3 separate regions of the Mus musculus genome follow, and all the other regions are linked to region 3. Evidence: chromatin loops called from intact Hi-C (ENCODE). Cell type or tissue: left cerebral cortex. All regions are shown on one strand.

Region 1 (8,000 bases), 56 kb after region 3:
TGAATGCAAAGAAAAAAAATGTACAGTTGGAATTGTATAATACCAAGAAACAGGAACCTTCCAAGTTTACATTGCCACACACATTAATGTAAATAAAATTTTATTTAACCATGAGTTAATACCAGAAAGCAGAGAAGATTTGGAAAAGCCAGCCTTCACTTTGTGATATACTTTGTAAAATTCGAGTTTTCAAACTGTGATAATTAATTCATGAAAGCTCGATGGTTTCATCCCACTTTTTGAAGTGTGTTAATATTTAAAGCCGAGTCTGTGTTTGAAGCATAAAGAATTTTATCAAATTAAACAGTGGCAAATCACTCTCTTTGGAAGGAAAAAAATTACAAGTTGCCTTCAAATCCCTTCCTTATCTTTTAAAAAGTCAAAACACATTGCTTTTGGATCTCATCCTAGTTTTTATTCCAAGGGTTTGCAGACAGAAATTCTACAAAAAAAAAAAAAAAAAAACTAATCTCGTTTCTTTTTCTTTCTTTCTTTCTTTTTTCTGGGTTAACATACGTAAGCATGCATATTTGAGTATTAAGAAATCAGCAATAGTTATTTTCACATCTGACGTATGAGACCAATGCAAAGAGAGTCCCTCCCCGCTGTAGAATGACAAGAACTTGTATTCTGTCCTCCAAAGCTTTGAGAGTTGAGCCTGTGGGTCTAGACAGGCATGCACACGTGTTTATGTGCTTGCACATTGGAGTCACACAAAATAGGAAGAAGCCCCAAAGGCCAGGTGGTTGGAGCTTAAATCCTGCTTTGCACTGCAGGAAAAAAATGGAAGTGTTTCTCGGAGGAGACGGTACCAGAGAAGAACAGGGGTCTGGGACTTCCGGAGAAATCCCGGTGCAGGTGCAATCGTGGTAAATCATGAGGCACATGTATCCATCTCGCAGACAGGCGGCCACCTGGTTTCTGTCTGCAAACCCCTGGAATAGCAAACTAGGATGAGATCCAAAAGCAATGTGTTTTTACTTTTTAAAAGATAAGGAAGGGATTTGCAGGCAATTTGTAATTTTTTTCCTTCAAAAGAGAGTGATTTGCCACTCTTTAAGGCAGGCACCTTGGTCTCCCCCTCGGTAAGCAGGGGATACACACCTGTAACCCCAGCGATGGGGAAGCTGAAGCAGAACTCAAATTCAAGACTAGTCTTGACGATAGCACAAATCTGAGACCAGCATGGACTCCATAAGACCTCATCTCAAACACAACAACAATAGCAACAACACAACACAACACAACACAACATAAAAACCAGAGTATACATATCATAGAATGTAAGTCCTCTTTCCTGTGAGACGGTTCTTCAGCTAGTGACATGACAAGGAGGGAGCTCATGGCAGAGCATCCCTTCTGGAAGAAAGTCGCTTAGTTAGAGAACGTCAGAGACGGCCTGGCTGAGAGCACTAAGATCAGCATATCTGCTATCTTAATCCTTCTTCCTTCCCCTCTTTCCAGAAGTGTTTCCATTGTTGCCATTATTGCCTGACTCTTGCAAATACATAAAAGGATAACGCACACCTTCTCTACAGGAAATTAAATTTTCTTTTTCAGTTTCTTGGGGCAGCGACTCCAGTGTCCCAGGCTAGCCTTGTCCAGTGTCCCAGGCTAGCCTTGAACTTGAGATGTAGTTGAACATGGATGGCCTTGAACTCCTTTCTAATCTTCCTGTCTCCCCCTCCCAAGTGTTGGGATCTCAGTCATGCACCGCCACAATCGATGGGAAGTGATTATCTTGTATCGCCATACACAAGTAACTATAAAACAAAACAAAAAGGGAGAAGAGGAAAGAATGGGAGTTTTTAGGGTATCTGGAGTCTCAGGATATTCTATAGTCATGTGATAGGTGGCCGATAGAGCCTGATAGGTTTCTTAAGCCTTTAAGGAAACCCCATGAGGGAGAGGCAAGGCAAGTCTGCTGATTATGCGTTAGAGTTCTGAACAAAACACTTACCAAATAATCCACCTCCATATGCAGAACTAAAGAGAGCCTCATAAATGACAGAGGCAGTGAAGGCGATGGACACCATATGAAGACAGATGCTAAGCCTTATCTTGTTCTGGTAACCCTTCAGAATCTGCAGGCCCAAATGGAGTCGAGGCTCTCAGTAACAACAGTGCTCAGGTCCCTGGAAACCAACCTGGGTACCTGTTGGCTTCAGCCACAGGCCAGAAACGTCACCCATAATGAAGCGAGTGGGGAACTAGCCATGGGCTGCCCCGCTCAGCTCCAGGCTTAGGGACCTTTAAGTCACTGAAAGGCAGAGAAGCTAGAAGGTGAACTTGGGTTTGCCCTCAGTAACATGGAGACCGACTCATCTGTAAGAGAAAGTTATGTTTCTCAAAGAGGTTTCCCTTGTAAAGTGTCTTTTCTGCACCTGGAAGAAAGGAGTGGGGGGGCAGCGGGGTTGGGTGTGTGTGTGCCTGAGGGAGGGCTCACCCCCCCCCCCATGCAAGGCCTGGGCTTGACCCCCTCACAGTGAAGAAAAGAAGGACCTAAATTCACATAACAACGTACATCTGTTCTAGGACGCTTTTCCAGGCCGTGCCGTCTTAACTGGGTCATCCTTTATTCTAGTCTTTGTTTCAAAGTCTGATAGTATTTAGGCCTGACGGTTAAATGCTTTTTCTAAAAAAAAAAAAAAGATCTACTCTAAAGACTTTTTTTCTTCCACATATACGGGAGGTATAAGGGATTTAAGTTAATAAACATGCCTGCTTCTCTCCTGTTCATCTTTCTTTTATTATAGGGAGTTCCAGTTTAGCTATGAAAAATAGAGGAAAGAGGTCTTACCACTGCTACCGCTGCTTTCTCCTCTGACGTGGAGGGCTTGTCAGGAGGCAGGAGAGGGCCTCAGAGGTCCCTGTCCCTCTCATCCTGAGGAAGCAGTTAGCACAGTGCACCCAAAGTATGCACAGGGGACACTGAACAATGCAGGGCCCTTTATGTCCTCAGGCGTTTGACTTCTGGCCCACTGCTGCACTGACCACAAGATCCCTACAAATAACTCCCACATGAGAGAGAGGCACAGAAAGCTTGTGGGATGTTGCATTAAAACTGGATACACCTAGATAGAGGGCACAGCAGGCTCTGAAGAGCAAGAAAGGGCTCGTTTTTTTGTGTCTAGTACCAAGAATGCATTGCAAGCCCACTTCAACGAACAAGTACTCCCTGAATAGTGAGTGCTACGTTTGAAAGTCCCGGAAAAGGGATTTCACTTCACGTTGCAGATTATCCAGGTTAGCATGAAAAGAGGCCTAACCAACACTTTATACATGCAAATCGGGCACAAGATGTTCTTTTATTCAATTATTTATTGGGCATCTGCTATGGGCTGCCATCAGCATTCAAGGCGCTAGAAACAGAACGTTCTACAGTTGTGACACATATTCTTGTGATTTCGTTCACTCGCAATTCATCATTTGGATATAAAACAATATTGCCAAAAAAAAAAAAAAATCAGTTTTAAAGTGTGAGTGATATGTGGTGGTGCAAGCCTATAGTCCCAGCGACTGGAGAATCTCAAGTTGGAGGCAGCTGGAGCTTCATAGTGAGTTCAAGATGGAGCTGGTGTTCCGGTCTGTAAACTCTGGCTATTAGGGATGCTGAGGCTGAAGGAATACAATCCTGGGTTATAGAGTCCCAGAGATCAATAGCCAAGAGGGTTACATAGAGATCCTGCCTCAAAAAAGTAAGTATTGGGGATGTGGCTTAGTGGTAGAGCCCTATCTTGGCAAAACCCTAGGTTCAATTCATCAGCCCAGCAGACTATTTCCAAAAAAAGGAAAATTCATCAAGACTGCTGTTAGTTCCAACAGCACTGGAAAGATCTGAAGGGTAAATTAGAGAAGAGTCAAATTTTTACTAGGAACCTCTTTTACTCATCACACACACACACACACACACACACACACACACACACACACAAACACACACACACACACACACACACACACACACACACACACACACACACACACACACACACACACACACATACCTGGCCTCCATAGCAACAGGAAATTGTGTCTTTACTTAATCCGGTAGTCTACTGCCACCTTGTGTCCAAACTCCTCAATTACACAGTGAAGTAGTGCCATTTGCAAAGGTACTAAGTTAATTTACTATTGCCGTTAAAGGACAGAAGGAAGGAATCTCTCTTACTTCTCTAGGGTCCTAGTCTTTCCATTGGCTGAAAAATTATCAACAGATGAAAGAAAAAGGTGTGTGTACTTACACTCACCAGGGCTTTGCAGGAAGCCACCACCTTAGTAAGATTCACACATCAATGTAGCTGGCTTTATAGGGGAGAGGAGAATTGAGGGATGCTGTAGAGGGGGTAGCACATTTTTAAAAAGGAGAATTGAATGGCCTACAAAACACACAGTCAAAGGCTTGGGTCAAAGGTCACTGGGCTCTACATGTGGTATTTGATTTTTTTTCCCCAGTCTCTTCCTCTGATGAATTTAATCTTCTTTGGTTAATGAAATTTCAGTAAGAGGATTGAAGGTAACTGTGTGGCTTTTTTGTTGTTGTTGGACCTGCGGATCGGGAGATAAGGGAACTGCAGAGCAAAGCTTCTCCCTGCACTGTCAGGGAAGGAAACAACAAGGGACCTTAATTCTTCTTAGGCCTTCCAATTTCCCTTAGTTCAAAGTGCTCAGCACCGCTTGGCGGAGGCATTTGCTGAGTCCCCACACTGCTGCCATAAATTATCACAGGCTTGGTAGTTTAAAGACAACCCAGGCGGTTTCATAATCCTGCATTTGAATCATGCATTTGAAATAGACCTCAGCGGGCTAAAATTAAAGTATCAGCAGGACCCACATTCCTTCTCAGAGCCTGGCGGAAGTTTGCGAGGTTTGAAGTTTGCGCCTGTGTTGCCTGGTGGTCCCTTCACAGTTTGCAGGGCCGTCGTGGGGAGTGGGATCATCCTCGGGGTGCAGCGTTCTGACACTGTGTCCCCGTCCCCTTACAAGGATCTTCTGATTACCCTGGGCCCATCACCAGGATATGCTCCTGTCTCAGCTCTCTACCTGCAACCTCAGTCCTCCCCAGCCGTATCGCATCCCCAGCCGTATGCTCCTGTCTCAGCTCTCTACCTGCAACCTCAGTCCTCCCCAGCCGTATAGCACAGCCCGTTTATAGGTTTGATAAACTAACATATCCTCTTTGGGGCAAACAGCATTATTTTGCCTTCCGAAGAATCTATTAATTTTTTTCTGGGAATACACATGCTACTTATATTCAGTCAGATGGTAGCCAGTAAGTCTGACTTTCTGTGCCCTTGTTTGTGACGTGGAACTAATGAAGAGAAAAAGAAAGATCTCTGTCACCATGTCTAAAAGTGTTTACTAAGTGTTTAGAATTCCCCCAAGTCCCCCCAAATACACACTATTGATCTTAACTAGAAAACTCACTGAATATAAAAGTAGTGCTGGCCAGGCAGTGGAGCGCACACTTGTAATCCCAGCTCTCAGGAGGCAGAGGCAGGTGGATCTCTGAGTATGAGGTCAGCCTGGTCTACAGAGTGAGTCCCAGGACAGCCCGGGCTACACAGAGAAACATTATGTATAAAAACCAAACCAAACCAAACCAACAACAACAACAACAAAAACCCAAAAACAAAAAATAACAAACAAAACAACCCAAACCAAAACCAAAACCAAAACAAAAACAAAAAACAACGAAGTGGGCATATGAGACCAAATACTGCTTTATAACATAGAAAACATGTATGATTTTTGTTGTCTTTTTTTTTTGAGATCCGGTCTTCTGTAGCTGAGGTGCATGGCCTTGAACTCCTGATTCTCCTGCCTCCATCTCTCAAGTTAAATAGAGAGTCTTGTTTACCAGGGACATGGTTTTATTTACACATTGGTAGGAATTAAACTCATAAGAACTTTTTAAAAAGTTAACGGGGTTACAGAAAGAGGGGAATGAAACAAATCTGTGTTGATTCTTGATTCTTCACTGGTGCCAGGAGAAGGCCCGCATTGGCCAGCCAGGGCAGTGTGGCCACATGACATCCACTAGACATTTATTTGCTTATTGGTGCTGGTGATCAAAACCAGGATGTCAAGCTGGGCAGTGGTGGCACACGCCTTTAATCCCAGCACTTGGGAGGCAGTGGCAGGTGGATTTCAGAGTTTGAGGCCAGCCTGGTCTACAGAGTGAGTTCCAGGACAGCCAGGGCTACACAGAGAAACCCTGTCTGGAAAAACAAAAAACCAAAAACCACGGTGTCCTGCGTTCCAGACAAGCATTGCCTTATCACATAGTCACATTTCCTGTCCGCATCCCCTAGATTCTAATGGCTTGTTTCTCAGTGCCCTTCGTATTGTGGATGATAAACAGGGTCCTCCTTGGTTAGCATTTATAAAACACAGCATCCTTTTTTCTCTGAATGTCGACAGCGTGTGCTAATAAAACATCCAAGGAAAACCAACAAGATGAAGGCCTTGGGTTTTCCTTAGTGTTTCTCTGCCTTTCCAGAACATCACAAATACAGTGGTTGGTTTTACCTTGTCGGCACCTTTTGTGACAGGCTTTATCAGAGCAGGCTGTTATCCCGAACAGAATAATACCTAAGAGCCACCATGAGCTCGCGGCTCATTAAAGACGAGTTCCTTAGATAGAAATAACTATAACAGGATGTTCTTACTTAATCTTTTAAAGGCTTTGAATCATGTAACTTGGATAGTCACCAAAAACTGTATATATAGCTATTCTTAAGAATGCTATGTTCCCTCGAGGAACCAAAGCCCACAGTAGGGTGTGTTCTACTGTCCTTTCCTTGTGTTGTTCTCTTCTGCTTTCTTAATGCCTCTGCTTAAACCCAAATCTTCTCTTTCCTTCTTCCTCCCTCTCTTCTTTCCTTCCTGTTCTTTTAAGTCAAGGTCTTATTGTGTAGCTCAGCCTGGCCAGATCCTATGTGTGGTTCACGATGGCCTGTGTCACCCTGTCTCCTCCTAAATGAGACTTAGGATCACAGGACTTGGCTCTGAAAACCTTCTGTCAGAGCTGAGTGTGATGGTGCTGTGTAGTCACAATGCAAGTCCTCAGGAGACAGAGACAGGAGTTCAAGGACAGCTTGTACTGTATGAGACCAAAAGGGAGGGAGAGACAGGTGATAACTAAACTGCAGGTTTGTTAATGCTTTGTGTTGACTTGCCCTGAGGTGTGTTGTCCCATGGTCTAAGTCAGGAAACCTAACTTCGTCTGAGTCGTGAAATGTCCTGAAAGTGACTCCAGATGATGCAGCCAGGACTGCCAGCGGGTCAAACTGCACCCACTGCTGTCTGCTGAACCGTGGCACTGAAATGCCTCTAACAGAAGCTCCTGAGAACGCATTTGAATGAGGAGCGGTTATTAGATTATACCTTGAGTTCTGGTGTTATTGTGTTGTGGTTATTACTCTAAAAAATAACATGTATATGTGTATATGGTATGTGTGTGTGTTGTATGCATGTGGACATGTGTGTGTTTGAGTGTGTGTGTAAGCTATAGGTTATCTGTGTGAGTGTATATTTGTGTATATGTGTAAGCTAGAGGTTGTCTGTGTGAGTATGTAGGTGTGTGTGTATGTATCTGATCCCAGTGACATCCTCCAAGGCCACACCTCCCAATCCTCCCCAAACAGTTCTACCAACTGGGGGCCAGTATTCAAATATATATGCCTGTGGGGGCCATTCTCATTCACACCACCACATTCTACTCCCTGGCCACCATAGGCTCATGACCATATCATAATGTAAAAGGCATTTGGTTCAACTTCAGAAGTTCCTGTAGTCTCTCATAGTCTCAGTATAGTTTAAAAGTTTCTTTTGAGACTTAAGGACTAACTGTAATCCCCCACCCTGTAAAATCAAAAGGCAAATCATATACTTGTAACACACAATAGTACTAATAGACTAAAGGTTACCATTCTGAAAGGGATCCATCCACAGCAGGTAGTCAAAGTACCTGTGTGTTCATGTGGTTCTGGCTTTAG
Region 2 (8,000 bases), 150 kb before region 3:
TTTTGAGGCACAGCCTTGCTACATAATCTAGCCACAAGCACAGGCTCTTCCTAAACCCAACTCCCAAGTTACAGATGTGCGCATGCACATACACTTACATGTATGTACACAGTGAGTGACATGTGAATGCAGATGGATTGTGAACTTGCTGAGATAGCAAAGATTCAACAACAACAACAACAGCAACAACAACAAAACACCTAGCAACTAATGACTGCTTAAGTCAATGAACTAAGAAAACCTCAGCGCAGTTATAGTTACTAAAGAGGGGAAAACAAAGGGCATGGTCTGATTGGAATCATCTCTAGAATGGTGTGTGTGTGTGTGTGTTAGTGCAGGAGCCCACAGGCGCCAGTATTAAGTGTGAAATCTCTGAAGGCTGGGAGTCTAAGCTTGTGTGTCATCTGACATGGGCGCTGGGGACTGAATTCTGGAAGAGTGACATGTGCTCTCAACTAGAGTCATCTTTCCAGCTGCTCTCAGGCAGGTTTTTAAGGGAGAGAGTGTGAGGGCATCAGATCCCCTGGAACCAGAGTTACATACAGTTGTGAGCTACCTTGGGGATGCTGGGAATCGAACATAGGTCTTCTGGAAGAACAGCCAGAGCTCTTAGCTCTGGAGCCATCTCTCTACCCTCTTCAAGAATTCTTGGAAAGACAGCCCAAGGACGGTAAGAGCGGGACTCTGGCTGGTCATAGCGACGAGAGAATAGGGTTTGGATCCAGGAGGCTTCTCCCTTGACGTACGTCTATTTCTGTCTCAATAGCTCAATGTGAGCATGAAGATCTTTCTGATGCAAACGGTGTTGAGAAAGGAAGTTGGAGATGCATACACTGCAGAAGAAGACAGATCAGGCCAGCAGAAAAGCATTAACTAAGCGGAATCAGGGTAGCGGGGTCAAGGTTGTTCTGGTCTTTAAATCCTGTCTCAATGCTGCTGCTGAAATGAATAAAAAGCCCTGACCTAGGGAAGGACTGGGTATTCTAGGAATGAGTTAGTAATATTGCCAATATGCTGTCCTAAAACAGTGCTCCTCAATTTTCCTGATGCTGCTACCATTTAGTACAGCTCCTCATGTTGTGGTGAGCCCCTACCATAAAATAACATCATTGCTACTTCATAACTGTTATTTTCCTATTGTTGTGAATCATGATGTAAATATCTGACATGCAGAATATCTGATATGCCACTCCCAAGGGGGTTTTGACTCACAGGTTGAGAACAGCTATTCTAAAATAAATAAACAAGACTCTCAGTGAAAAAAATAAAAAATAAAGCTCCCCTGGGAGATGGTTCAGTGGTTAAGAGTAGTTGCCACACTTCCAGAGAACCCAAGTTTGGTGCCAAGGACTCCATGCCAGGCAGCTTACAACCACTTGCAACTCCAGCTCCATGGGCAACACCCTCTTCTGGCCTTTCTGGTACCTGCACACACACAGCACATATACATACAGATACATAAATACAAATTAAAAATAAATCCTTGTAGGGCAATGTGATGCATGCCTTTAATCCTAGCACTTGGAAGCAGAGGCAGGTGGATTTCTGCCAGTTCAGGTTTATGTCTGTAGATTGTTTCAGGCTAGACAGAGTAACATAGTGAAGTCTGTCTTTTTAAAAAATAAATAAATAAATAATGCATCCTCCACATATTAATTTGATTGATGCACAGGTGAACCTCTCTGTTAGACAGATAGTTAGATACTAGAAGTCTTGGAGGATATTGGGGCTGGACCCCTCCCTGAGAGTCCACAGCTTGTAAAACAAAGGACTAGAACAGCAGGCCTTGAATGACCTGAGAAGAATTGAGAGCAGAGTCCTCTTTGTGGTCCTGGAAGGAGGAGGGACATTCTGACCTGCATGCCCAGGAGGTCATTAATGGATAACTATCTATTGGGGCTCCTGGAGTCCTGAGCCTTACACAACTATCATAAAGCAGGAGGCCTTTGATAAAGAATAATGCCACGCTATTGTTTCCTCTGCGAGAGACAATCTAAACAGGCCTGTCGCAACCTGAGCAGCACAAAGTCCCTCAGAAAAGCTGCTGGTGACAGTCTAGGAGGAGATGGGGTAGGGAGAGAATATGCTTAAAATATCTGGTATGAATGATAAAATTAAATTAATAAGAACAATAATAATAATGGCTAGTTGTGGTGGTGTTTGCTTTCAATCCCAACATTTGGGAGGAAAACAGCAAGTGGATCTCTGTGAGTTCAAGGCTAGTCTTGCCTAAATCGTGAGTTCTAGACCAGCAGGGACTACATAGCCAGACCCTTTCTCAAACATAAATAAGTTATTTAATAATATAAAGCCTGTTTGAAATGTATCTCAGGAGAGCCACATTATCCCTTGAGAATGAGCTTTGCCCTACAGTAAACTCTATCCTCTTTTTTAACCTTTGAATTCATTCAAGGGAGCTCACAAGGACAGGGTCGCCAAAGACACTAAGTGTTTGCTTGTTTGTGTGTTTATTCCTTCAAGGTATCTTGTCTGTCTTGGGCTGGTCCATCTCTGATCATTCTTCAAGCATCAGGCAGGACTTTTCAGGAGTGCATATCTGGACTGCCGTGACTCGCCCTCAGGTTTGACAGAGATTGGTTTTATATGGGTTGAGTCTTTAGGGATATCTCTTTCCCATCTGCTCCCTCACAGCTGTCCTTTCAGAGCTTTTGTGAGTAGACACCTGTGTTGGCAAAGGCCAAGGCTTTTCTAATAAATATCGATTCCTTTCATCCTGTCTAACCTCATACCCAGCTCAAGGAAGGGCTGACTGAACGGTTACCCAAGCCGTGGAAAGAGCTCAGCCTCCTTCATCTCCTTCCCCTCCTCAAAGGGGGATGGGGGGGGGAGAAAAAAGTTTAAGTTCTGGAGATGATGCAAAGGAAAGACCACGATCCCCCTGTTAGGGGAGATGGAGGATTAGGCCATCACGGCAGGCCTTGACTATTCATCTGAGTCTTGGAGAACCCCACTTCCCCACACTCCATTATTTTCAACAGTATTAGGGCCACCCAAAAAGTCACCAGTAGTCATGGTTTTTGTTTGTTTGTTTTTTTAAATATTTAAGTAACATAAGTCAAACTCGCATAGTCAAAATCTTTGGAGGAAGATCACATTCAAAATCCATGTAACTATATAACATATGTTTTGTTTTATTTTATTTGTTTTTACAGTGGTAGGGAGTTGGATCTGGGGTCTTGATGAATGCCAGGAAAGTGAGCTACCACTGGGATACAGCCTCAAATTGTTTTTGAGGCTATCAGCTGTCCTGGAACTCACTCTGTAGACCAGGCTGTTCTCAAAATCAGGGATTCACCTACTTCTGCCTCCCAAATTCTGGGATTAAAGGTGTGTGCCACCATGCCTGACTGGTTGTAGTTTAAATTGTATACACATGGGTCCTTACAATACTGGCCCTTCTCAAAGCTACACAAAGTGAACAAGGAAAGATAGAGCCTTGGCTTTCTATTTCTGTGAAAGCCAGGCTGTGAGGTGTCTTGCCTCCCTTCAGAAGTCTCTAAGAGAGGGTAAGAGGTAATCCAGGCACCAAAGCTTGGATTTCAAAGACCCTCTTGTGAAAGAAAAATTGAAAATCACTTGGGGACATTTAGTACCCAAACATGAGAGAACAGAAATGCTCAAACGCGTTCAATACTCAAGTAAGAAAGGTGAAGCAGAAGTCAGCCTTCCTGCAAAAGACTCAGAAATGCCCACGGGGGAGGGTATGAAGTCAGACAGTAGTACTTTAATCACGCCAGATGCCTCCCTCCTTATGCTTCCTAGTGACAGCAATTCCTAGAAGTACTTCTAACAGTTTAGAAGTGGGTATCTGAAGTGAGGCATTGGGGGTTTCCTCTTCCTGGGTGGGAGTGTATGGCCGCACCGGCATTCAGTTCCAAGTCAGGTATCAGCGAAGCAGGTGGTTGGAAGGAAAGGAAGCACATCTGCATGGTGCGCTGCGTCACAGGCGTCTGCATGGTGGGCTGCGTCACAGGCATCTGCATGGTGCGCTGCGTCACAGGCGTCTGGATGGAGCGCTGCGTCATGGATGTCTGGATAGAGCGCTGTGTCATGGATGGCTGGATGAAATGTTGTGTTACTGGCATCAGGATGGAGGGCCATATCACGGGTGTCTGCATTGAGCAGTGCATCACGGGCGTCTGGACGAAGTGTCATATCACAGGATAGAGCACTGTATCAGAGAAAGTCTCCCATCTCATATCATCTCTTCCGTCCCAAAAGCAAGTGGACCCAGGGCTGGGGATGAAGCAGGCATGAAAGCCTGGGTTCAGGCCCCAGCATCACATCGAGCAGGCCTGGCAGTACATGCCTGTGACTCCAGCACTCAGGAGGCAGAAGCAAGAGTGTCTGAAGTTAGAGGTCAGCCTCTGCTGCTATATAGTGAGTTTGTGATCAGCATGGGCCTGTCTCAAAAGCCAAAAACAGTGGACCCTGAAATGTCACTCAATAAATGCCTGTTGATAAGTGTTTACAGACACGGCCAGCTTTTTCTAAGAACTCACTCGATTAGTCACTATAACGCTAGAGACTTGGTTACCTGATTTACCTTAAAAGAAATTTCTGGTCTAGGCAGTAGTGGCACACCTTTAATCCCAGCATTCAAGAGCAGAGACAGGCTGAGTCTGTGGCTAGCCTGGTCTACAGAGTGAGTTTCAGGACAGAGAAACTAGAAGCTGGCGTTAAAGACTCTGGGGACTCCTTTATTCATCTTGAAGAGCCCAGCAGGGTGGGTCATGCAATCACTGTCTCGTCTTCTGTGGGAACTGGGGGGAAGGGCAGGAATGAAAGTTGGGGAAACAGCACATTTTGGTGACTCAGTATGGTTCAGGAGGGGCGACTCAGCAGAGACCTCAGCCTGAAGAGCACAGCTGTGAAGCACACCCAGCTGGGGGACAGACAGCTCCAGCACACTCTCTCACAGTGCTTGATTTCAACCACAAGATGGCAGACGACGGCTCTCAGATTCTCCACTGCCTTGGCCTGGTGGCACTTAGAAATCTAGGGAAAGCAAGCTCCGTGCTTCTTTCCAACAGCAGCAATGACTCTTGTCACCAAGTTGCTACAAGCTACACCTATGAGACGGGAGGTTTTTAGGGTGTGACCCCTGCTTTTGTATGAAATGTAGAGAAACTTAACTTTCTATTTGTTTTGATCACAAACTACAGGATATAGAAAACTATCCAATGCCATTTGTTATTATTTATGGGTTTGAAAAAAAAAAGTTATTGACTCTGAGTCAAAGGCATAAACTTGATCTCTGGGAAGATAGATGACCTCAGGAAAGAACTCCCCCGAGTCTTAGTTTCTTCCGTGATACCAGAAAGTAGGACTTGAATGAGCTGGAAGAGATTCCAGAAACCAAGCCATGAAAAGAACTTGCACGAGAAGGCAGCAGGCTGAAAAGAATGGAGCTGGGTACCATGTGGGTCATGGGCTGTTTCTTTCAGCCTACATCCTTAGGGGAATGGGCTGTTCCACGTGGCCAATTTTCCAGATAATTGAATTGTAAATGCTGAAATTTGTTTTCCTTTTAACTTTCTGCAATGGAAATCTTCTTAGAGAGCATGCTGAGTAAAATTTAACCTTTCGTTAATATCTCTAGGTCACCACCTATAGACTATATATATAGTCTTGCATGGAGTACTAGGTGCCTCTGGGCACACATGCAGGGAGACAAGACCCTGTGCTAAGCGGCCCCAGGGACCATATTATAAAGCTATAATTGGAGAATCTTCCTTTCTCTCTGTCTCCTACTACATCACCACCTGCAGTCATTTCTCCAAGTAACACCTTCTCATACCCTCTTGACACTCTGCCTAAATCTGCTTTAATCCAGACAGAACTCAAGGTTGCCATGGGTAACCAGTCTAAGATTGTACCAACCCTAAATTTATTTTTACACATGATTTGGAGGCAGAGGGGATTGAAGGCTGCTGCTGGCTAGGGCTGATACTCAGCTACTCTTTATTGCATGGCGTGTCTCTGTGCCATTTGGCCAGTCACCTTGAGTATGTCTGGCCTATATCTGCCCAGTGAGATTTTCTTCTGGGATCGTACAGACTCCTCATACTCCAGGAACACATTGGCACTATCGTGGCTGGAGCACTTAAGACCCTATGCCTGTATGTGTCTTTGACTTAAGTGGCCAGCACCCAGACCATTGAAGCTACACAGTAAAATAGCTCACTGCTAATCCAAGGTTTCAATTACTTGTGGTCAAAAAGGTCAAAAACCTTCAGGACAGCGAGATATTTTGAGAGAGAAAGCACATCCACATAACTTACAGTAATCTGTTATGATCGTCCTATTTAAATATTACTTATGGTGGCTAACCTTTCGCTATATTTAATACATACTAAATTTTGCCATAAATATAGCCCATCAGTACAGGGTAAGGGACTGTCCATGGATAAAGGGGACCACTGTCCTGTCACTATCATCTCTTGTGTCTGAGGAGCTGGCAGGGTTTGAGGTTCTTTCGTTCCAACTCAAAGGCCTATTCTCTGTTGTGACTTGTGCTGTGGGTTCAGGTTGCCCAAGGCTGGATGGGCGAGATGCTAAAAGATCCTCTGGACTGGGTATCTTCCTTGTGCCAGCTACATAGTCACCGTGTCGATAAATCATCTTCTCTCACCCACCAAGCAGCTCTTATTAGGAAAACAGAGTCAGCCTCCCATGCCAAGGGAACAGTCACAAGGCTTCTGGAAGTCGCCCTGACTCCTTAGAAGGCCTGTGTCCTCTGGACTGTGCTATGTTCACATTTATTAACCTATAAAAATTTCCAAAGCCCACATTCTGAAAACAAAAACATTTTAAAAACGAAACGTGGGCCTCTTTACGTTTCAGAAAAGTCCATTTGTTCTTGTCGGGGTATATGGGCTCCATCTTAATTAATTCCACATTTTGTTACCAATTTGGAATAATCTGTCTCCAGGGAACAGATCTGGTTTACTTATAGAGAGCTAGTGGAGGGGGTGACTAGGGTTACAGAATATTCCTTGTAGGAACTAATCTAAAAACCTTCCCCATTTCTTCCTGCACCAAACAGAAGTAACATTTCGGAACATTTTGAAAAATCCCATCTTTTCCAGAATGGTAGCCAAGAATTTTATAAACAGAGGCTTCTGCCATGTAATTACCAGCTTTGTCTTTAAGGGGCGGGGAATGTGACATCACATGTGACTGATAGTCTTCATTCTTCCAGAATGTTCTCTGAAGTTCACAGAAGGAAGAAGCTGTCATCCCTCAGAAACTTCTTGGGGCACCTGAAGCACACTGTGGACCATAAGAGCACTAGCTGTGGAGGAGGCTCCTACAGACCTGGGTTCTACGGATGTGTGGTTCTATACAAGAGGGCTGTCAAACCCACTCATGGCTGTGCGTGTAATTCTGAAATAAGCAACCATGACCTCATCATCTACATTTTGCACCTGTTCCTCCCACACTCCACACAGGCAACCATTGAAGCATCCTCCTAAACCCACACACACAGTTCTTTAAAGTTATCAGAGTTTCACAGAAGATGGTGAAAGTCAACGTACTGCTTGTGTTAGCTCTCTAAGGGTGTTGTAATAAACTACCACAAACTGAATGGCTCAGGAAACAGAAACTTATAATCTCACAGCTCTAGAGACTAGGGGTATAAGATCAAGAGGTTAGCAGAGCCAGGTTTCCCTGGTGCTGTGGACAAAGCTGCTTCAGTCCTCTCTCCTGGTAGTTCTTTGGCATGTGACAGCATAACTTGTCTTGACATGTCATTTTCCCTCTGTGTTGGAGTCCAAATTAGCTTTTGATAAGGACAACAATCACACTGCATTATCCACCCAGACTTCAGTATGACCTCATCTTAACTACATGTGCAATGGTTTTACTTCTGAACAAGCTTGTATTCTGAAGCAATGGAAGTTAGGATTTCAACATATGAGTTTGGAGAAGGGGATACAACTCAACCTATAATATCACATAAAACAATTTTGAAT
Region 3 (8,000 bases):
AGGAGCTACTCCAAAATTCCAATGACGTGGAGGTCTCTGCATTGCTGAAATTCCAGCCAAGCCCCCTCCAATTCAGGCAACTTCCTCCTTAGCTACCTCAGAGAGAACCAGGCTCACCCCCCCAGGGCTAGCAGGGGTAGCACACAGTCCCTCCCTTCCAAGCCTAACCAGGTGTCACTGCAGCTCTCAGCAGACCTCTCCTGCATCACAGACAATGGATTCCACTAGTCCCCTGGCTGGGGCACAGCAGCCTTCTCTCTCCAGTGCAGATGGTAGCCATTTTCTTTCCTTGTTCTTGATTGTCTCCAGCCTTGTCCTTCCCAAACACCCCTTTTTTGGGGTTTTCCATTCTCTCCCATTTTCCTATTGCTTTCCAAACATGCCTAGGGAGGGGAAACAAGGACCCATTCCTTCATAGACCTTCCTTGAGTACCACTTCCTGCTCCAAGCACACCTCAGAGCAACTGGCACTTGCTGGGCCCGTTTTCACTATCTTCCAACCATGCTCTTCTTTTGCAAGCTGGCTCAGAGGCCATCCTGTAGATCAGTGGCTCTCAATCTTCCTAACTCTACAACTCTTTAATACAGTTTCTCATGTTGTGGTGACCCCCCCCTCCTCCAACTATAAAATTATTTTTGTTGTTACTTCAGAACTGTAATTTTGCTACTATTAATGAATTTACTGTAGATGTCTGTGTTGTCTGATGGTCCTAGGCAACCCTTGTAGAAAGGTTGTTTAGCCCCCACAGGGTTTGCAACTCACGGGTTGAGAACCGCTGCTTTAGACTGCTATCTTGGTCTCTGTTGGTGGCCTTTCCTTTTCATTTCTTTGGGCTCCAGCTTCCCAGACATAGGCTTTTCCTACATCAGGAACAAGCTGTGCTCAGCGTCCTACTGGGCACTCTGTGGACCCTGCTAACGCCAGAAAAAAAAGGCTCTAAGAGACTCAGCCTCCTCTTGGGTTTGGCTGTGATCTTTCGTGGACTCCTCTTCTTTGAGATAAATTTTTCCCTTATGATTGGTGTACCCAGACCTGGGCCACCTTTAGATGGGGATGCCCCCTCCACCAAGGTATGACTCACCCAGGCTCATGTGATCTCTAGGTCAAAGGAGCATCTATGTTATTCCTTTGCTGGCCCACTTGGAGCTCCTACTCAGGGTTTAGAGACCCCAGAGTGCATTCAGCCTGGGGCAGTTCTTCTGGATTCTTTTATTGTCTAGCCTGAGGCCACTGTTCCAGGTCTATTGTGGGAGGTCCTGGAGGTACATCCAGGGCAGCCTGATGAGCAGACTCTGCAGAGAGCAGTCAGAGAAGGAAGCATCATGACACTATGAGGGTCTTCCAGGGGATGGTGGCAGAGTCACAAAGGAGGCCCTCTAGATGGATCTTGATGAAGAAGAGGTTTGTCAGGATCATCAAAGAAGAAAGGATATTTCAGGACTCAGGGAAAACAGCTTTGAAAGGCAGATACCATAGCAGCTAAGGAAAGACTGTTCCTTGACTCATGTGTGTGTGTGTGTCATTGTGTGTGTGTCTTTGTGTGTATGCGTGTCTTTTGTGTGTGTGTGTGTCTTTCTGTGCGGTATGTTCTTTGTGTGTCTATGTGTGTGTGTTTCTCTTTATCTCTGTCTCTGTGCATGTCTTTCATTTGTGTGCGTATGTGTCTTTGTGTGTGTATGTGACCCTCTCTGTATCTCTCTCTGTGTGTATGTTCTTTGTGTGTCTATGTGTATCTCTCTATGTGTGCCTCTCTCTCTCTCTCTCTCTCTCTCTCTCTCTCTCTCTCTCTCTCGTGTATGTGTGCTGAATAATGTGGCAAGAGAGAAATCTCAGCAGTTTGAAGCTTACCCCATACATCCCCAGAGCCTTGACAAGTTTTACAAGTAGTAGTGAGAAAAGGAAGGCTGGGCTCAGTGGCTCAGTTGGTAAGGGTTCTCGCTATGCAAGCCCGTCCACCTGAGTTTAGCCCCTGGAACCTGTGATGAAAGGAGAAAACTGACTCCACAGAATGCTCCTCTCACTGCTACACCTGAGGCACGTCACATACTCACTCACACTCACCAACATGTACACACACACACAGAGAGAGAGAGAGAGAGAGAGAGAGAGAGAGAGTCTGAAAGGACTTCTCCAGATTGCTGCTTTGTCAGATGTTAAAACCCCAAACTCCCTAACTTGGCTCAACTACTTGTGCTCAGAGCCTGCAGGTGGGCTTTGTCTCTGCTCTCTGAATCCCACCCCTGCCCCACAGTTGATGACTCTTTTCTGTCTTCCTCACAAGCTGCCATCCACTAGCTTAGACCTTCACTGCCTCCTCGACCATCGCGCTGCAAGAATCTCCTCATTAGACTCGACGTCTCTCCTCTCCCTGTCTCAGTTCTTTCCACAAGAATTTCCCGGAAGCAAATACCTGATTGTGATAGACCCTTGTTCAAAAATCCCAACTATTTCCCAACTGTCTGGAAAACCAGATTCATGTGGGTCAAAGCTCAGTCTCTGGTGCCATGAAAGAATCCAAAGACAGGATCAACCTTTCTGCATACACTTCCTCCTCTAGGTGGACCCCCGCAAAGCTCCACAATCCCCACAGTGAAAAGGGGGCTTTGTTCTCCTCCATACCCCTAAGATGTTTTATTTGGAACTTACTTAAATTTAGCAATTTAATCATACCTTCATTCCTTCACCCACTAAGCATAGAGAATTTACTCTAAAGCCAGAGGGCTCTAGCTTGTATCATCGCTATAAAGAGACATCTCTCCTGCTACACTGAAACGCTTGCCAGCAGGGACAGAGTCTCTTTACTCTGTGCACTTCCCTTGGAAGCCCTAGACCCAGCAAACCACAGGTGCTCCAAATGATTGAAATGAATAGAGGAATTATCATACGTTTCCTTAAATAGTAAACTGCCGTAAGTGCATCCAAAATCAATTTCAATGATAGATGTAAAGCGCCATTCAATATCCTTTTTCTTTTTCTAGGCGGTTATTAACTATGCCAAGGGGATGCATTTATATACCTCACATGGTTCTGATTTTTTTCCCAACACCTACCAGCCCTGCTACTCCTACCCGGTAACACACCACACAAGCTCACACCACGGTGTAGCTTTTATAGTAGCAGCAGTTCCTGGCTCATCCAAATAGAAGAAGAAATTCATGGAGCTAGAACAACCACCCACAGCCAGGGGTGTGCTCTGAGAGATTTTATTCCGCCCTCACAAGCAGTCCTCCCACACCACACCTGCCAGCGTGTACCTACCTGGCTCCCACCCAGAAGGCACGGGCCAGAAAAAGCTGACCCAGTAGAAACAGTCGAGACCCTATCGCCCAAGCCTGGAGCAGAGATGAATGTGGGAGGTTCCTCCCCCCCCCCCCCCCCAAGAGAAGTGCTGTGAAGATTCAGGGGTGTGTCTGCAAGAGAAACTCACTTTCTTTGGTCACTCCACAACCACTTAACCTTCAGGAGCTTCATTGTGACTTGTCAAGCAAAACCCATGGAAGAGGCAAGCCCCAGCTCAGGCCTCCACAATGCCCAAATCTCCAGTATATGCCTGGACTCTGGAATGCCCCAGTGTCCGACTTTCCAGTGTTTGCCACCAGCACATGCCAGACCTGGTGTGACTCCAGGGTCCCTTATCAAGAGCTATGCAGAGAGCAGGGCTGCTGAAGGGCCGCTGGTAAACTTCTGTCCAGGGTCCTAGATGCTCCCCCCACCACAATTCAGTCTTGTGCTTCATTGGGAAAGGCGGGCAGGTGGTTTTTTTTTTGGGGGGGGGGACTTCAGGAAGAAATACTTTCCTACTGGAACATCCCTTATCTCCCTGGCAGATGACATTAAACCCCCAAAGATGCCCTTGCTCTTCATGCGGACTCTTTCTCGCGCCACTTAGTGGGCAGGGGGGTTAGCGAGAGATGAAGCGCGGGAGGATGGTCCTTAAAACAGTAACTGGCTAAGGTAGAGAGACAAACCAACACACTGGGATAAGGATTCTTGGCCCGATTTAGGCGTCCCAGGCAAGGCGCCTCCGGTTATCCCGCTGTCTCCATCTCGCTCCGCCCAACCTCTCTCCTCCACTGTGCCCCTCTTACCTCCCACTAGAAGGAAGAGGAGTTTGCGCCACCTAACGCGGGGACCCACTTGGGTGCCCTCACTCGCCTCTTTGCTTGAACTGGGATCCCCACACCCGATTGTCACTGAACTTTCTCCAGCGCACACCGTCTTGGGGTTATCGAGCTCAGCTACCCCGCTAGCCCACCCGAAGCCCCACCCCCGTCGCGGCTGCGGCGCCAGGTCTCTTCACCTGTTCGCGGATCGGCGGAGGCTCGAGCCGCTCCTGGAGCGTCCAGACTCAGGCGCCGCCCGGCGGTGCCGGCGCAGCTACCGCCGCCCCTGCCACCACCACCACCGGTGCTGTTGCCGCGCCTGCCGGGAGAAGCCGCGCCGCAGGGGTTTGCTGGTTGCCGCCGGAGGCGCGATCCCGAGCGTCTTGCGATCGGTGGGGCGCTTGGAGGGCGCCCGCCGCAGCCGCCCCGCCGCGTCCCACTGCCCGCCGCTAGTACGCACTGGCGCTGGGAGTGAGCTTCTCGCTGCGCAGCGCAGGGATGCTCCGAGCCTCCAGAATGGGCGGGGATTCCTTCCCTCTGCTGGATCCGAGGGGCGGGAACTACCTTCCCGGAGTGACAGGCCCAGGGGGCGGGGATTCCCCTGCAGGAATGACAAGGTGGGCGGGGATTCCCCCGAGCAAGCCCCTGAGCGGGGAGGACCGCTCTCCCAGGGAAACAGCAGTCCTAGTGCGCCGGCTTCCTGGGGATCCTGGGAGGAACCGATCCAGGGAGACTGCGGCTCAGAAACGCCATGTAGGCAGGGCTTGGGGCGCCATCTAGGTGGAAGAACTAGAGCTAGGAGGTTTAATTTCCTTTTGCATAGCACTTAACATAGCACATAGCGGAGAAAAATGTCAATTGCCTTATCAGAGATTGGGTGGGGAGGCCCAGGGAGACCGGAGAAAAGCCAACCATCCATCCACTGGCCTCTGGTCCTTAGGATACTTAATATAGTCTTGGTATGAGCATTCCTCGGGAGAGAGAACCTCTTTGCGTCTTAAGAACCTCAGAGCTGTTAATCCTTCAATTAAGCCGCTAGAGGAAATTCCATGGGCCCCAGGATGGAGGATTTGGACGTTGTGAACCTCCTTCTGAGTGAACCTCAAGAGCTAAGGCCAACTGCCCTTCGTTTTATTCCAGGTCACTGGGAAAACGGGAGCCTCTAGCTTTTTGGATGCTTCATCCCACAGATTTTCAGGAAGTCTTCAAATATTTTTGGTTCCCTTTTTTTTTTTTTTTTTTTTTTTGTCATCCTTGTCATTCTGCCTACCACAGGGAGAGGACGATAAGAACATAATAGGGAGACCGCACGGCTCTGCAAATTAAGCTCTCTTGAGAGGAAAAAGCTGGTCTTTTTCAAGTGCTGGCAGATAAGGGTAAAAACATAGGAAAAATTACAAACCTCGGGATCATGAGTTGGTGAATAATGCTTTTGACATTTTCTGCAGAACAGTAATTGGAAATCTTTTGCTTTGAGGGAGGTGAGGATACGTTGGAGCATGGCTAGGCTCTAGATTTGCCCAGCAAAGCATTAAGAGCTGCTCTCTTGGAAGAGCAGCTACGTCACCTGCAGCCCTCATGGAGTGTCCCTCAGCACCAGAGACCAGAGTAGACCCAAGGCGTTTCTAGATAGTATTTTCAGCAAGTGTTGGGGTTCTTGGATTCAGCTTTTCCTTGGCGTTTATAATTCCCAATCCACAGAGATCAATGTCTATACAAATCCAGGCCTGGGTATTATAAACGGCAGTCTTCACCGCCTGAAAGCTTCTCCTCCTGTCTATAGAGAAAACCCTTACCATGCAGAACGGAGCAGTGGATTGTTCTGTGTAGCGCTTAGGAGGTGTTCAATGAAATAGGCACCATTGCCTAGAAAGGTGTTATTAGGATGCCACTAAAAATCCTCCCACAATTATGCAGTGCTATCTGTTTGTTCAGCGATCCCAGGCTCAGCTGCCACCACCCCCTCCCAATCTCAGGAGCCATGAAGAGGCCACCTGTGTCTTTTAAGCCTCTGTACTCCCCACCTGGCACAGCGCTGCTATGCATCCAGCTCGCAACTGAATATGCAAATGGTCACCACTCCAAAGGTTCTCATTGCTCCCTCTCACTCAGCCGGTTCCAGTCCTTCCAGCCCGCTCTGTGCTCCAACAAGAAGAGTGTTTCTTTTGTCAGAAGGACACTCTCCCTTTCCAGGCTCTACTGAGATCCCTCACAACACAAGCATCAGGTGCCCTCTTCCTCCTCATCTGCTACAAAAGTAGCACTTCATTCATGACAACAGAGCCCTTCCCAGGTGTGCTAAGTTGAGGAGCTGGGAGTACGTGGAAGCAAAAAACAGATCTTAGGATGTTTCTAAAGTTCAGTGCATCATGGTGTCCAGTCAAATAGCCAGCCTCTCTAAAACACGAACAAAAGCAAAGCGAGCTACTACTAGTGTGTTGGGGAGACGACTCACTTGCCATGCAATCGTAAGGATCTGGGTTTGAATCTCCGGACCCCAACTAAAGCCAGGCGTGGTAGTGCATTATTAATCCAAGCGTGCCTTCAGTGAGATTAGAAGCACGGTCTAGGGGAATCCTAAGAAGCTTGGACCCCTTCCTAGTGTAGGAACAGTAAACAGTAACAACAAAGAGAGCTTGTAGACAAGGTGGAAGGTGGAAACTAACACTTCAGGTTGTCTACTGGCCTCCACAGGTTTGCAATGTCACATACACACACACACACACACACACACACACACACAGAGAGAGAGAGAGAGAGAGAGAGAGAGAGAGAGAGAGAGAGAGAGAGAGGAGAGAGGCACATGCATAAAGGTGGGCGAATTATTAAATATATGTGTGAGTCATGCTACACATAATATATACAGTTGGGTGCTTTTGTTATCTGCCTCATCCAGGCACTGCCCTGCTGACCTGATTAAAATGCTTCTGGTTCCAATCAGTTTTCATCTGCTATCTTTCAGGAACGTTTTCAAGAGTTCTTGTTCCTCCGTCAACAGTAGTTCAACTCATATGAGGTCCAATCAAATGCATGGAGATTTTGTTTTGCCCTTGCAGTCTTGTCAATTTGAAAACTGGCAAGTGAAGTCATTTCAGTGCCGGTGTTTGAAGATCAAAATGTAAATCCTCTCTGCCCTCTTGTCAAATATTGAGTCACAGATTAGTATGTCTATCTAGGTTGCCACTTTAATTTATTGTTCAAAATGTGCGTGGTGTGAAAGAGGAAGTAGGGTGCAGAAAAACTAAAGACTCTGGTGTGCTGGCTAGTTTCACGTCAACTTGACACAAGTTAGAGTTATCTGAAAGAAGGGAGCTCCAGTTGAGAAAATGCCTCCATAAGATCAGATTAATGGGGGAGGGCCTAGTTCACTTTAGGTGGTGCCATCCCTGAGTTCCTGGTCCTGAGTTCTATAAGAAACAGGTTGAGTAAGCCAAGGGAAGCAAGCCAGTAAGCAACATCCCTCCATGGCCTCTGCATCAACTCCTGCCTCCAGGTTCCTGCCATGTTTGAGTTCCTGTCCTGACTTCCTTCGATGATAAAGCCAAATAAACCCTGTCCTCCCCAAGTTGCTTTGGTCATGGTGTTCTGTCACAGCAATAGCGACTCTAAGACAGCAGGTAATAATGATGAACAGAGAAAGAAACCTATTGTCTCAGCCATCACGTATTGGTGACAGGCTAATGGCATGTCCTTTAGGAGCAGTCCTCAGACTGCACTGACATTCGGTCCGTCTCCAAGCTTTCTTAGGAAGCAGAATCCACCCGCCAGTTTGCTTCTCCACCTATTTCCGCAAGAGACACCGGATGCTTCAATACTTTCCATTGCTCCTCCTCCTCTGCTCGTCCAAGCTCATTTCCAGGGAGGAAAAGGAGCTTTAATCAACTGCTTGTGGGTTC

What was found. Peaks named below come from ENCODE experiments on the same cell type or tissue, not always from the same donor. Only the 100,000 strongest peaks of a DNase experiment are listed, where the experiment ranks them.
Region 1: a loop joins it to region 3, with 4 times the contacts of the local background. A loop is called at or near these places in 12 of 42 quality-filtered maps.
Region 2: it touches region 3 in a loop (6-fold over the local background); 15 of 42 quality-filtered maps call a loop at or near these places.

What each region holds. Positions count from the first base shown.
Region 1 is chr15:12,791,508-12,799,507 of GRCm38, forward strand. It overlaps Gm41274 (a long non-coding RNA gene), which reads left to right and starts at 7,017. Exons shown (of 3, transcript XR_875048.2): 1 at 7,017-7,154. In left cerebral cortex, a CTCF peak has its summit at 4,083 (motif pointing left); DNase peaks (open chromatin) are centred at 2,500, 4,079, 4,764 and 6,740; H3K27ac peaks cover 2,107 bases.
Region 2 is chr15:12,581,368-12,589,367 of GRCm38, forward strand. All of the region lies in intron 3 of Pdzd2 (PDZ domain containing 2), which reads right to left. Among named protein-coding and RNA genes, the nearest start is that of Gm41273, 66 kb to the right of the region's middle. In left cerebral cortex, a CTCF peak has its summit at 4,962 (motif pointing right); DNase peaks (open chromatin) are centred at 4,977, 5,900 and 7,421.
Region 3 is chr15:12,735,316-12,743,315 of GRCm38, forward strand. It overlaps Pdzd2 (PDZ domain containing 2), which reads right to left and starts at 4,577. Exons shown (of 26, transcript NM_001081064.2): 1 at 4,302-4,577. In left cerebral cortex, a CTCF peak has its summit at 4,856; DNase peaks (open chromatin) are centred at 3,151, 4,077, 4,734 and 6,152; H3K4me3 peaks cover 3,086 bases; H3K27ac peaks cover 1,273 bases.